4 separate regions of the Homo sapiens genome follow, and all the other regions are linked to region 1. A link is a contact called in ENCODE Hi-C data. All regions are on one chromosome and are shown on one strand. Each heading gives the region's core, a stretch centred on a gene start or an enhancer-like site at or near the end of the contact. The rest is flanking DNA. Distances are from core to core; before and after follow the strand shown.

Region 1 (2,705 bases), core at 138-2,637:
GCCTCCCAAAGTGCTGGGATTACAGGCGTGAGCCACCACGCCCAGCCTGATGCGCCCATTTTTAGGTTAGCAATTTCCATAAGCTGCAGAAGGAGCTGCTTCGGGTTATTCTTCTATCTGAGCTCTGGTTAACTAACCATGTCATTTATTCATTCATTTTTAAATGGGTAAAATATACATATATTTTTAAAAATACTATTTTCTGGCCGGGCGCAGTGGCTGACTCCTGTAATCCCAGCACTTTGGGAGGCCTATGTAGGTGGATCACTTGAGGTCAGGAGTTCGAGACCAGCCTGGCCAACATGGTGAAACCCCGTCTCTACTGAAAATACAAAAATCAGCGGGGCATGGTGGCAGGCGACCGTAATCCCAGCCACTCCAGAGGCTGAGGCAGGAGAATCACTTGAACCCAGAAGGTGGAGGTTGCAGTGAGCAGGGATCGCACCACTGCACTGCACTGCACTCCAGCCTGGGTGACAGAGTGAGACTCTGTTTAAAAAAAATTAAATAAATTTCCTGATGTGTGAAAATTATGTGAAATTCACATTTCAGTGTATCCATAACTAAAATTTTATTGGAATACAGCCCATCCATGCCCATTCACTACAGCTGTTTTGGACCTGTAAACAGCAGAGCTGAGTTGTCCGACAGAGACCGCCCCGCCCGCCGCCCCCCAACCACCCCCCCATTTTTCATAGAGAAAAATGAAGTAGGGAAGTGAGACAGAGAGTGAAAGGGTCTGCAATTTTCCATAAGTGGTCATGTCAGATCTCATTAAAAGGTGACATCTGAGCGAGCCCTTTCTGAAGGGTGTCACCTAACCCCAAGGGGCTCCTGGCCTCCGCCCAGGGAAGCTCTCCAGCTCTTACCGAAGTAGTCAAGCCAGTTCATCTCGCGCAGAGCCTTGGGGAGCCGCAGGATCTCGATGTTGTAGAGGTTATCCACCTCCTTGAGGAGGTTCTGCCTGTCTGACTCAATTTGCTTGATTCGTATTTCCACTGCGGGAGGGCAGAGCCGACAGGACACGGGTCACGGGCGGGCGAATCTGTGCAGCTCGTGTCCCCACCCGCCAGCATCCCGCGACCGCCCCAGGAGGCCGCGACGGCCTGGCCCCTTACCTTCACGGTCGAAGTCTTTCAGAAAGGAGGCGAGCTTCCGCCTCCGTAAGGAGTTGGTCTTGGCCACCCGACTACTGCCCTTCCTAGGAGCCATGGCGCTCGGCGGAGGCTGCGGGGAGCGGCGGAGATGGGGCAGGGAAGCAAGAAACTGGGTAGGGACGAGGAGGGCGGACGGGGACCACCCGAAGAAGTCGCCAGGCACGTACCTGCGGTCCCGAGACAAGGGCTGAGCAAAACCTCGCTGTGCCAGTGAGAGAGAGCGGCTCTACAGTCAACCGCCACCCAATTCAAACTCCACAGTCACAGGCTGACGAATGAGAAGCCGCCGTCCCACAACATCCAATCACAAGCAAGTTCCTGCCGGCCCAGGGTCTTCCGCCCAATGCGCCCCCTATAGCCTGAGTGCGACAGCGAGGCCGCCGCCGTCGCGGGTACTCCTGGGAGTTGTGGTCCAGGCTTGTTTCCCCGCCCTCCCCACCAACCCACCCGGCTCCGCCCTGGCCGGCTGCGAACTATACAAACTACTACTCCCGGCAGGCCTTGTGGCGGCTCTGCAATACCCCAAGCTCTGGAGGGCTGGGGGCCTACTAGGTCAGGTCGGCTGTAGGATTCTGCTCCAGGGTTGGCGGCTGCTTCTTTCTGGCCTGGCTGCCACTGAGTAGCCGAGGGGCCGCCGTGACCCTCTGACTGATTGACTGGCTGGCTGCCTACGTCGGCGCTCCTCAGGGCCCCAAGCTCCTCAGGCCGAACTTCGGGCAAGTGGCGGGTCGGCAGAGACAGAGCAGCCCCGGCAGGGTTTGACAGAGCAAGGGGGACGGAATGATAGAGGAGCAGGGCAGGGGTGCAGGCTTTGGGGGGGGCGCGCTATCCCGCGGCCAGTCTGGGCAGCGAGTGGGGGGAACCCTGTCGTTCCTCGCTCCCCCGCGGGCCGGCCACTCCCGCCCAGTTCGCGTGTTGGCGCCTCGACTGGGTGCGCAGCGCGGGGCTGCGACTTCAGGTGCAAGTAGTGGCGCTTGGCAGCTGGCCACACGGTGACTGCAGCATGAGCCGCGGCCACCAGGCTCCAGGGAGCCCAGGGCAGGAGGCAGCTCTGGGTGTCGTGGCCGTGGGCCTGGGAATGGGCGTGTAGACGGCGAGCCCCGCCGAGCCGCGGTCCTGTCGGAGGTGCTAACTGTGCATCTTGGTATCTGCCCACGGCCACAGGGTTGGATTGCTCAAGAGTTGTGCTGAGACCCAGAAGGCTAGAGGCTAGTTTCGAAGCTGTAGCTCAGGCTGAGTCTCAAGGCGGGCGGCGACTGGACGGCCAGACCGGCGAGCTCTTGACGGGTTTGTGGCCTGATTGTTTGGATTTGGTGCTTTTCACCTGTGGATGCGGTCTGAAGCCATGTCAGAGGGGTTGTGTTTAAGCGTGCATGTTATAGGCTATGGGAGTGATAATCTTGCCTCTCCCCCTCTGAGTTGAGGAACAATCGAAGAAATAAGCAAAGGTGCCAAGCAGGCTCCTGATGGGCACCAGCGAGCTTGGGGACAGAGCAGTCCAAGCATAGAAGTCCTGGCAAGCCTGGACCTTCCTGGAAAGTCCTTTCT
Region 2 (2,705 bases), core at 137-2,636, 6.9 Mb after region 1:
AGGGATAGGCCAGGCCTCCCAGGAGCCCAAAGCTTGCAGAGTCCCCTTGGTCTCATTGGCACATGGAGAATGGATTGATCAAGTCCACCAATCAAGTTTTGTGGGTCTAACAGAGCAACTCCTGCCAAGTGGGAGGAGCTTAGGGACTTTCTATAACCTCTCCTGGGGCAGAAATGATGGGCTGCAGCAGTGTCCAATCCTAACTCCATGATCTCCTGGGAGGGCAGGGCTTCATGGCAGTTCCTGTCTGCTCTGCACTAGAAGCTTGGCATTGCAAAGGGGCTCAGCTGTGGAATGAAGCAGGGCTTCTTCCAGAAATGTTGCATGTACTTCCTATTCCCTTTCTTTATTGCAATATGGATAATTTATCATCTGAGGAGGGAGTAGAGATTCCAGGGTAGCTTGCCTAAGAGTTGTGGCTTATTAATTCCAACTTTTTGCAAGATCAAGGGGGAAAAGCAATCCCTGATTTTGTGTGAGTATGGGGATTGGGTCTTGAGGCCCTGAAAGTGAGGTTCGGGTCTCACAGATTGCTGTGAAGAGTTATTGACCCACCTAGAAGAGAAGCCTAGCCCAGGGCCTGGCGCACAGTTGATGGGTTTGCTTCCTGGTTATTCTTCCGTCCTTGTCTGGAGCCCTGCACGCCTCTTCGTAGCTTAGGAAGAACAAGCTTCTCCCTGCGGCTCAGGGTGAGGAAGTGGGAGAGAACACCAGCTCCAGGGAGGCTTCTAGCACCAGTCAGCCTCAGTTAAAATCCTTGCACCTTCATTGACTAGCTGTGTGACCTTGCACGAATCATTCCCCCTCTCTGTGCCTCAGTTTCTTCATCTGTAAAATGGGGATCATAATAGTACCTCTCTCAAAGGATTGAGGTGAGGATGAAAGGAGTGAATCCAGGAGCATGCCTGGAAGAGGCAGGAAATGCCTCCTAGACAATAGCTATTTTTGCAGCCAGACAGATCTGGGTTTGAATTCTGCCACCAGTGCTAACTACTGTGTGATTTGGGGCAAGTGCCTTGACCTCTCTGGACAGCTGTTTCCTCATCTGGAAATGGGCTTGGTAACAGTCCTGGCTTCCAAAGTTGGTAGTGTTCTTCTAGTAAGCAAGCTGTGTGAAACGGTGGAACCCTGGCCCTGGTGCAGAGAAGGGCATGATGACCGTGTTAGGGTCTGTCCTCTCTGGAACCCCCTCCTGGGAATGGCAGAGGGCAGTGGGGTGCTCTGAGGCAGGCTGCTGCCCTGTCCCCACTCCCCCTCCCCAGCTGCCCCGCCCCAGCTGTGACGACCTTGTCCCTGCCTGTCTAAGGGGCAGGAAGGAAGTGAGGAGGGCAGCCAGCAGCTTCCCCTTCTCTGCCCTGCTCCAGGCACCAGGCTCTTTCCCCTTCAGTGTCTCAGAGGAGGGGACGGCAGCACCATGGACCCCCGCTTGTCCACTGTCCGCCAGACCTGCTGCTGCTTCAATGTCCGCATCGCAACCACCGCCCTGGCCATCTACCATGTGGTGAGTGTGCGGGCCCCGGGTGTGTGTGCGTGCGTGCTTGTGTGAGTGTGAATGTCTGCGGTGACCCGTCATCTACGGAGCCCCACAAATGAAAGAACTCCTGCTCTCCACCTCTCTGGGGGACCCTGGGCAAATCCCTGTCCTGCTCTGGGCCTCAGTTTCCTTCTCTGTCAAATGGCTGGGGGTACCCTGGGGAGATGCCGCAAGAGTGAGGAGTAAGGGAGCTGGAATCCACTTTCCAGGCAAATGTAACTGACGTTCACTCCGAGGCTGGCTCCGTTTCTGCCTCTGTGAGATGGGGCACAGCAGCAGCCGGAAGGTTATTTGTGTGCAAAGCCAACAGCAGATGTGAAAGTGCTTTGGAAGGCAGGGATCTTGGGAGGAACGTGGGCTGGGATTGTTTGACCGGGATGTGAGGTCGGCCGCAGACACAGCCCCGATTCTTCCCCTGGGGCCTGGAGGGAGCCTGGGCCACTCGAGGGGATGAGAAGTGGGGATCTCCCCTTTGTGCCTCCAGTGGGGAGGCAGGGGCCGTGTCCTCTCAGCTTCCAGCTCAGTCAAACCACGGCCTTCTGCCCACCAAAGAGAACTTGAGACCTGTGCTAATCATTAGGGTAACTTGTCCGGCCCAAGCTCTTGTTGGGCAACTTGTGAAGTCACGGCTGTCACTGGTTCCTCCTTTCCTGGTGACTCACAGTGTGGTCTTGGGCAAGTCACAGTGCCCGGGGGCCAAGGCTGCCCCTCTGCCTGGGGTGGCTGAGGGTCAGTGTCCTTGTACTGTCCTGCCTAGACCCACCCTACTCCCAAACTCCTGGCCACACTCATCTCCCCTAGACCCAAGCGACTTCCTCCTGGGGTGACTCAGGGCCTGTGGTTAACAGTTTTCTCATGAGTCTGGAAGGGCTTCCTCAAAATTAGCCTAGATCCACATGCTGCGGTGGGTTGCTGCAAACTCAGACCTGCCTGCGTCTGCTTCCTGTCACAGGCAGGGCAGGCAGAGCTGTGGCAAGAGCCCAGCCTTCAGGGGGGCGATGCTGTTCAGTGGTTAGCCCACGGCCTCTGGATGCAGACTCCTGCATGCAAATCCTGGCTTCCCTGCTTCCCAGCTCTGCAGCCTTGGGCAATTTACTTAACCTCTCTGAGCCTCAGTTTTCTCATTTAAAAAAATGGGGATGTGAATTATCATACCCATCTGATAGGGTTT
Region 3 (2,705 bases), core at 134-2,633, 6.5 Mb before region 1:
ACGTCGCCAGTGGAAGAACATTGCTCCGTCCTTGCGGGCCGGGTTGGTGAATGGCATCCACTTCCAAGGCCGCACCTTCTTGGAGCCCAACTTGGCCTTCACTGTACGGTATCCCTGGCCAGTGTCACTGGGTAGCAGTGGGGGTGCATCCCTGGCAGGGAGGTTTAGGGAGATGCGAGGTTAGAATCAGAAGGTGTGTTAAAGAGCTTTTTGTCCCAGGGAGCTGATCTACCCTACCCTATAGCAAGAAAGTCATGTCCTGGAGCAAAAGACTTCAGGTCCTCCTGCATCCTGCTAAGCAAGCAGGAGCCCTTGCTGGGGAGGAGAAAATTGTTAGAGAAAACTAGGAGTTAGGGGCATGGCAGGTGAATCAGGGGCCAAAACCTGGGGGACTTGGGACTCCAATACTTGCTTCTTGTCAGAGTAGAGCAAGGCATAGACTTCCCGGTGCATGCCCTCGGGCCTCTTGAAAGTCAGTGTCTCAGAGGACTTCTTGGATTTTTTCTGAGGAAGGAAACCACAGAAAGGAACCACAACCTAGACCCTTTCCTGAAAATTCTTTAGTCCAGCTCAATCCCTGAACAAAGCAGCACCTACAGGGTCAATGACAGGCAAACTGACACACTGTAAAGGCACAGAAACCCACTCCCAGGAACACCATCCTACGCCCAAATCAGAGCAGTCCCCTCCCCATCCCACCAACTCTCAGACTGTTACAATGTCTTGATCTCTCCCCAACAATATCTTGCAAAAATCACACTTGCCTGGTCCTCTCAGCTCTTAGAGGTGTCATACCCTCTTGGTCCCACCATCTCCCACGATGTCCCATCTCCTCCCTCCCATCAAGGATGACACATATTCCCTGTCCTGTTATGTCACCCCTTTTATCGCCCAACTCACTGTAAGTGTAGCACCCATCCCTTGCCCGTTGTCACTCCTCCCCATCTTCACTCCCCTACCCTCCCCTAGTCAACGCTTTCAGGTGCCCCTGCTACCTTGTCCGGGTTGATAATGTCCTTCTTGCTGATGGTCCCAGAGGCTGCATCCCCTTCTGGACCCCCGAGTTCTAGAATGTCCCGTACATCCGCGCCCGTAGCCATCGCGCCTGAGAGATGGGGGAGCCACCGGAGGTCAAGGGTCAGTGCCTGAAGAAGGACCAGGCTCAGGTCAGGGGGCGGGGCCAATCCAGACCTAAGCGGAGGCGAGTTGAAGGGGCGGGCCAAGAGGAGAAGGGTGGTCCAGGTCAGGTCGGGGATCTGCCTGTGCCCCACCGCTTGGATGTTCCTAACGGCCCCTTCAGCCACCTGGGCCCTCGCACTTCCGCACCTGGGTCCGGCAGCTGCAGCCCCCACTACCACTCCCCCGTCCCCGCAAAGCCGCGGCAGAAACTTCCGGCGGTGCTCATTCGGAACGCGGCCGACAGAAACACTTCCGGTCGGTGTTGTAGGAAACGAAGCCGACTGGCAACCGAGGGTGAAAGCTACTGGCCGTGCTGAGCTTGCCACCCTTTGGTTCTCCCGCGAGCCTGTTTTCATTGGTGCACTGCCTGCTTTCTGGCATTTTCCCTCTACGATGCTCCGTTGCGTCTCAGGCAGTGAAGAGATACCAGAACTTTGTGACTTTGGGAAGTCACTTAATTTCTCTGGACCTTTTTCTTTATTTGCCGAATGGAAATTGTAATGGCACCTGTGTAAATGAAATACCAAGAATCCTTGTAAAACATTAGCACGGTGCGTGGGACATTTACTATTTTTTTATTAAATGAGTTAATGATTTGAATTGCCCCCTCTTCATTAAGTGCTAATATGTACTAGGCACTGTGCTAAGCTTGGAGGTGAAGAGATAAACTTCAAATTGTGATAAGCTTGAAGATGAAGAAATAAAGGCAGAGCTTCCTAGGGCGGCTGCCAAAATGGAGTAAGGTGTGGGCCCTCATTTGCACCTCCTCTGATGGAGATAGCTGTGGGTTGTGGCCTCGTGGGGATTTCCTGGAGGCCAGCTTCGTGGCACTTCACTAGTACAGGAGCTAGCTGCACTCTTTGGGCTACGAAGAAGCCCAAAACACAGCCCCAAGCAGGAACCAGCTTAGAAGTATCCCTCAAGGGAATAAACCTGGGGATCTTCCTGGAAAGAGAGAGACAGGAGGTCCTGAGGAAGGGCACAAGGGACAAGGAAAGCAGCTCCCAGCTTCAGCAGTCTGCAAACCAGCCTGTCAATTTGAAGGACACATAGCCTGTGGGATAGGGTGGGGCTTGTTAAGGCATTAAGAAGGCCAGACCCCAAGTCGAGACCTGCCAAAGATACCAGCAGGGACTAGAGGAGCAGACAGTTTGCGCAAGTTAGCTATAAGTGGTGTAGCCTGTTCTGGCCTGGAGAAGACAAGGGGATACAACAGCTGTAGCCACAAGCCTGACTAGTCCCCAAAACTTTGGAGAACTAGGCCTGGAGGTACAAACCTGTTCCTGGGTCTGATTCCTGGATGGATCCACTGAGCTCCAAACAGTTGCCGGAGGAAGTCACAGTCTTACAGCAGAAATTGTCCACAGGGTAAGGAAATGGTCCTTGGAGCCAGAAAGGGAGAGAGCAATTGGCTGCCTGAAACACTTGACCCTAGTTGTAGTTAATTAATTGTGTAATTACTTGTTTAATATATATCTCTAATAGACTCATTTCTGTGAAGACAGGGATCACAGTACATAAAGGAA
Region 4 (2,705 bases), core at 1-2,500, 5.0 Mb after region 1:
AAATCCCCACGGCAGAGGCATCCACACTCTCCACTTTCGCGGCGCCGAAACTCCTCGGGCCATCCCCGCCAAACACTCCGTTACCCGTTCCAGGCCAAGGGGCCAGCCAGGCCTTCGGAGCACGCTCGTGCGCGCCGAAACTCACAAGCCCGACGAGGAGGCCCGAGCTCCGAGCCTTGTGGGTAGGAAGCGGTGTCCCCACGCTCGGGACAGAGGCCGAGAAACCGATATCGGAGGCAGGAAGAGAAACAAACACTGGCCGGGGGCCCCACCGCTGGCTTCGCCAGCTGCGACCGAAATCGGTCCCAGGGAACTGGCGAGCCGTTAGCACGCCCCGCGGGGAGTTCCCTCTTCACGCCTTCAGTACCGGGGACTGCACTCGGCAAACTCGGGCCTGCCCTCACTGTTAGGCCATGTCGAGGCCGCGGCTCAGCCCAGGCACCCACTGCCCTCCTGGGTCGGCCCCGGCACCCTCACCTTCCTTGTCGGCCATGGCGGGCAGGCGAGCCGGGGGAATCCTGGGGTCGAGCGTTGCGGGAGGGGCGGGGAGGCTGCAAGAGCTCGCTCTGTGCGCGCGGCCTCTATTGTTTCCTGCGCCCCCAGCGCGAGGGCTGACTCGCGCACCTTCGCGCCAACATCAGCCAATGGGAGCGCTCCTAATGGCGGGATGGGCGGGGAAGCCGCGTTCGCGACCAATCCAGACGCGCGGAGTAGCTTTCCGCGGGGACCGAGGCGCGCGCTCCGCCCCTCCCCCCACGCCTCCCCGAGCCGACTTCCAGCGATTGCGCGCGCCGGCGTTGACGGGACTGCGCCCGGTCAGGGTCACGTGAGAGAGGTTTGGTCCGCACACTCCCGCGGCAAGAGGGCAGCCATTTTCTTGAAGGCTATTAAGCTTACGACCCTTTCAGAGTACTGAGATGAAAAATCTAGAATGCCTTCGGGTCTAGTTATCAATTTTGGGGGTGAAGCGGGGGAAAGAACCTCGCCAGTCAGACCCAGACGGGTTTCATTCAAGGTGCCCTTCAACGTTTTTCCTTAGTCTTTGGAAAGAACTAGTAATGAAGGAATCGCAGAAGATGGGGTTTTGGCTTTTTAAATATGCGATCCAAGCGGCAGGGTAGGGACTAAAGTAGGTCAACAGCCAACTCCGAGAAAGGAGTGTGGTCCTTTAAGGGTGTGCGCCAAGGGGCGGAGTCTAGAGCGGAAGTAGTAACTCCGGGCCGAAGTCCGGTGGATGAAGGGCGGAAGTAGAGTGTCTAATCCTGCAGTCATGGCGCAGGAAGAGGAAGATGTTAGAGATTACAATTTGACTGAAGAACAGAAGGCGATCAAGGCCAAGTATCCGCCAGTCAATAGGAAGTACGAGTGTGAGTAGGTGGCTTACTTCTCTCTTTACATGTAAGCACACAGGCATCCCCTCTCCTTACCCGCGGCTTCCTGCTGCTCTTTCTACTGTGCCCCATGGGTACTTCAGGCATGATCCCATTTGTGCCGGCTGTTGTAGTCGCGTTCGTACTTCTCCTGGGGATGCTGAAGGAAAAAGCCACCTGGTTTAATAGTCGCGAAACCTGGCCTCCCTCATTTACAGTCTCTTGAACTTCTTCCACATGTGCCTAATCACATTTATCTTCGTAAATTCTAAAGATAACCATATTTTCAGGCGTTTGCAGGGTTGTTACCCCCATGTATTTCCCAACGGTGAGATTAGAGTGTGCGAGGTTAGAGGACTCGGAAAGCTAATTAGGGGATTTCTAACTTGATGTTTCACCTCGATCATATTAGCAAAAAACCTGGTTTTGCCATTTATGATTGTGATTTTTAAAAATGATTATTTTAGGCCGGGCTCGGTGGCTGAGGCCTGTGATCCCAGCACTTTGGGAGGCCGAGGCGGGCGGATCACCTGAGGTCGGAAGTTCGAGATCAGCCTGACCAACATGGAAAAACCCCGTCTCTACTAAAAATACAAAATTAGCTGGGCGTGGTGGAGCATGTCTGTAATCCCAGCTACTCGGGAGACTGAGGCAGGAGAATCGCTTGAACCCGGGAGGCGGAGGTTGCGGTGAGCCGAGATCGCCCCATTGCACTCCAGCCTGGGCAACGAGCGAAACTCTGTCTCAAAAAAAAAAAAAAATGTGTGTGTGTGTGTGTGTGTGTGTGTGTGTGTGTTTTTAGAGATGGGGTCTCGCTCTGTCGTCCAGGCTGGAGTGCAATGGAGCGATCATAGCCCGCGCTGCAGTGCCCAGCTGGTTTTGCCATTTATTCGCTTAGTGACTTTAGGCAAATCACATAACCTATCTTTGTCTCTTAAATTCTATATTAAACGTTAAGCTGTCATCCCTAAAGGTAGCTGTGGTTTGGGGAGCACAAATCTGACTTTTATTTATCTGCTTAAAATCTTTCATTAATTTCTCATTGTCCTCTCTGTAAAATCTACTTATTTACCATAGTATTCTAGGCAATGTGCTTTCTGGAGCTGGCATACCTCCTAGCATATCCCCTTCTCTCACTTAAAAACAATTTTAAAATATTATAGGCCGTTTGCGGTGGCTCACACTTATAATCCCAGCACTTTGCGAGACTGACGTGGGTGGATCACCTGAGGTCAGGAGTTCCAGACCAGCCTGGCCAACATGGTGAAACCCCGTCTCTACTAAAAATACAAAAATTAGCTGCGCATGATGGTGGGCGCCTGTAATCCCAGCTAC

Evidence for each region. A loop is a pair of places that touch in the nucleus more often than their neighbours do. Pooled maps may share reads with other maps.
Region 2: a loop to region 1 is called in a pooled map, with 4 times the contacts of the local background. The contact joins the promoter of LAPTM5 here to the promoter of CDCA8 in region 1. A Hi-C loop is called at or near these places in 6 of 50 pooled maps.
Region 3: a pooled map shows a loop between it and region 1 (29-fold over the local background). The contact joins the promoter of DMAP1 here to the promoter of CDCA8 in region 1. A Hi-C loop is called at or near these places in 5 of 50 pooled maps.
Region 4: a loop to region 1 is called in a pooled map, with 17 times the contacts of the local background. The contact joins the promoter of ZBTB8OS here to the promoter of CDCA8 in region 1. A Hi-C loop is called at or near these places in 7 of 50 pooled maps.

The regions. Positions count from the first base shown.
Region 1 is chr1:37,691,198-37,693,902 of GRCh38, reverse strand. CDCA8 (cell division cycle associated 8) reads right to left here and starts at 1,387. Exons shown (of 10, transcript NM_001256875.2): 1 at 1,119-1,387; 2 at 870-998. The coding sequence starts at 1,212. It also overlaps a transcript of AIRIM not described here. RefSeq lists enhancers at 606-1,114, 1,115-1,625, 1,664-1,853, 1,626-2,135, 2,136-2,646 and silencers at 2,084-2,253, 2,274-2,333.
Region 2 is chr1:30,756,455-30,759,159 of GRCh38, reverse strand. LAPTM5 (lysosomal protein transmembrane 5) reads left to right here and starts at 1,386. Exons shown (of 8, transcript NM_006762.3): 1 at 1,386-1,501. The coding sequence starts at 1,415. RefSeq lists enhancers at 237-306, 1,375-1,654, 1,783-2,579.
Region 3 is chr1:44,212,149-44,214,853 of GRCh38, reverse strand. DMAP1 (DNA methyltransferase 1 associated protein 1) reads right to left here and starts at 1,383. Exons shown (of 10, transcript NM_019100.5): 1 at 996-1,383; 2 at 413-504; 3 at 1-151. The coding sequence starts at 1,100. RefSeq lists enhancers at 1-37, 38-539, 1,305-1,544, 1,283-1,577 and a silencer at 1,975-2,074.
Region 4 is chr1:32,649,095-32,651,799 of GRCh38, reverse strand. ZBTB8OS (zinc finger and BTB domain containing 8 opposite strand) reads left to right here and starts at 1,250. Exons shown (of 7, transcript NM_178547.5): 1 at 1,250-1,367. The coding sequence starts at 1,271. RBBP4 (RB binding protein 4, chromatin remodeling factor) reads right to left here and starts at 592. Exons shown (of 12, transcript NM_005610.3): 1 at 478-592. The coding sequence starts at 493. RefSeq lists enhancers at 1-43, 204-792, 793-1,380, 2,514-2,653 and a silencer at 344-913.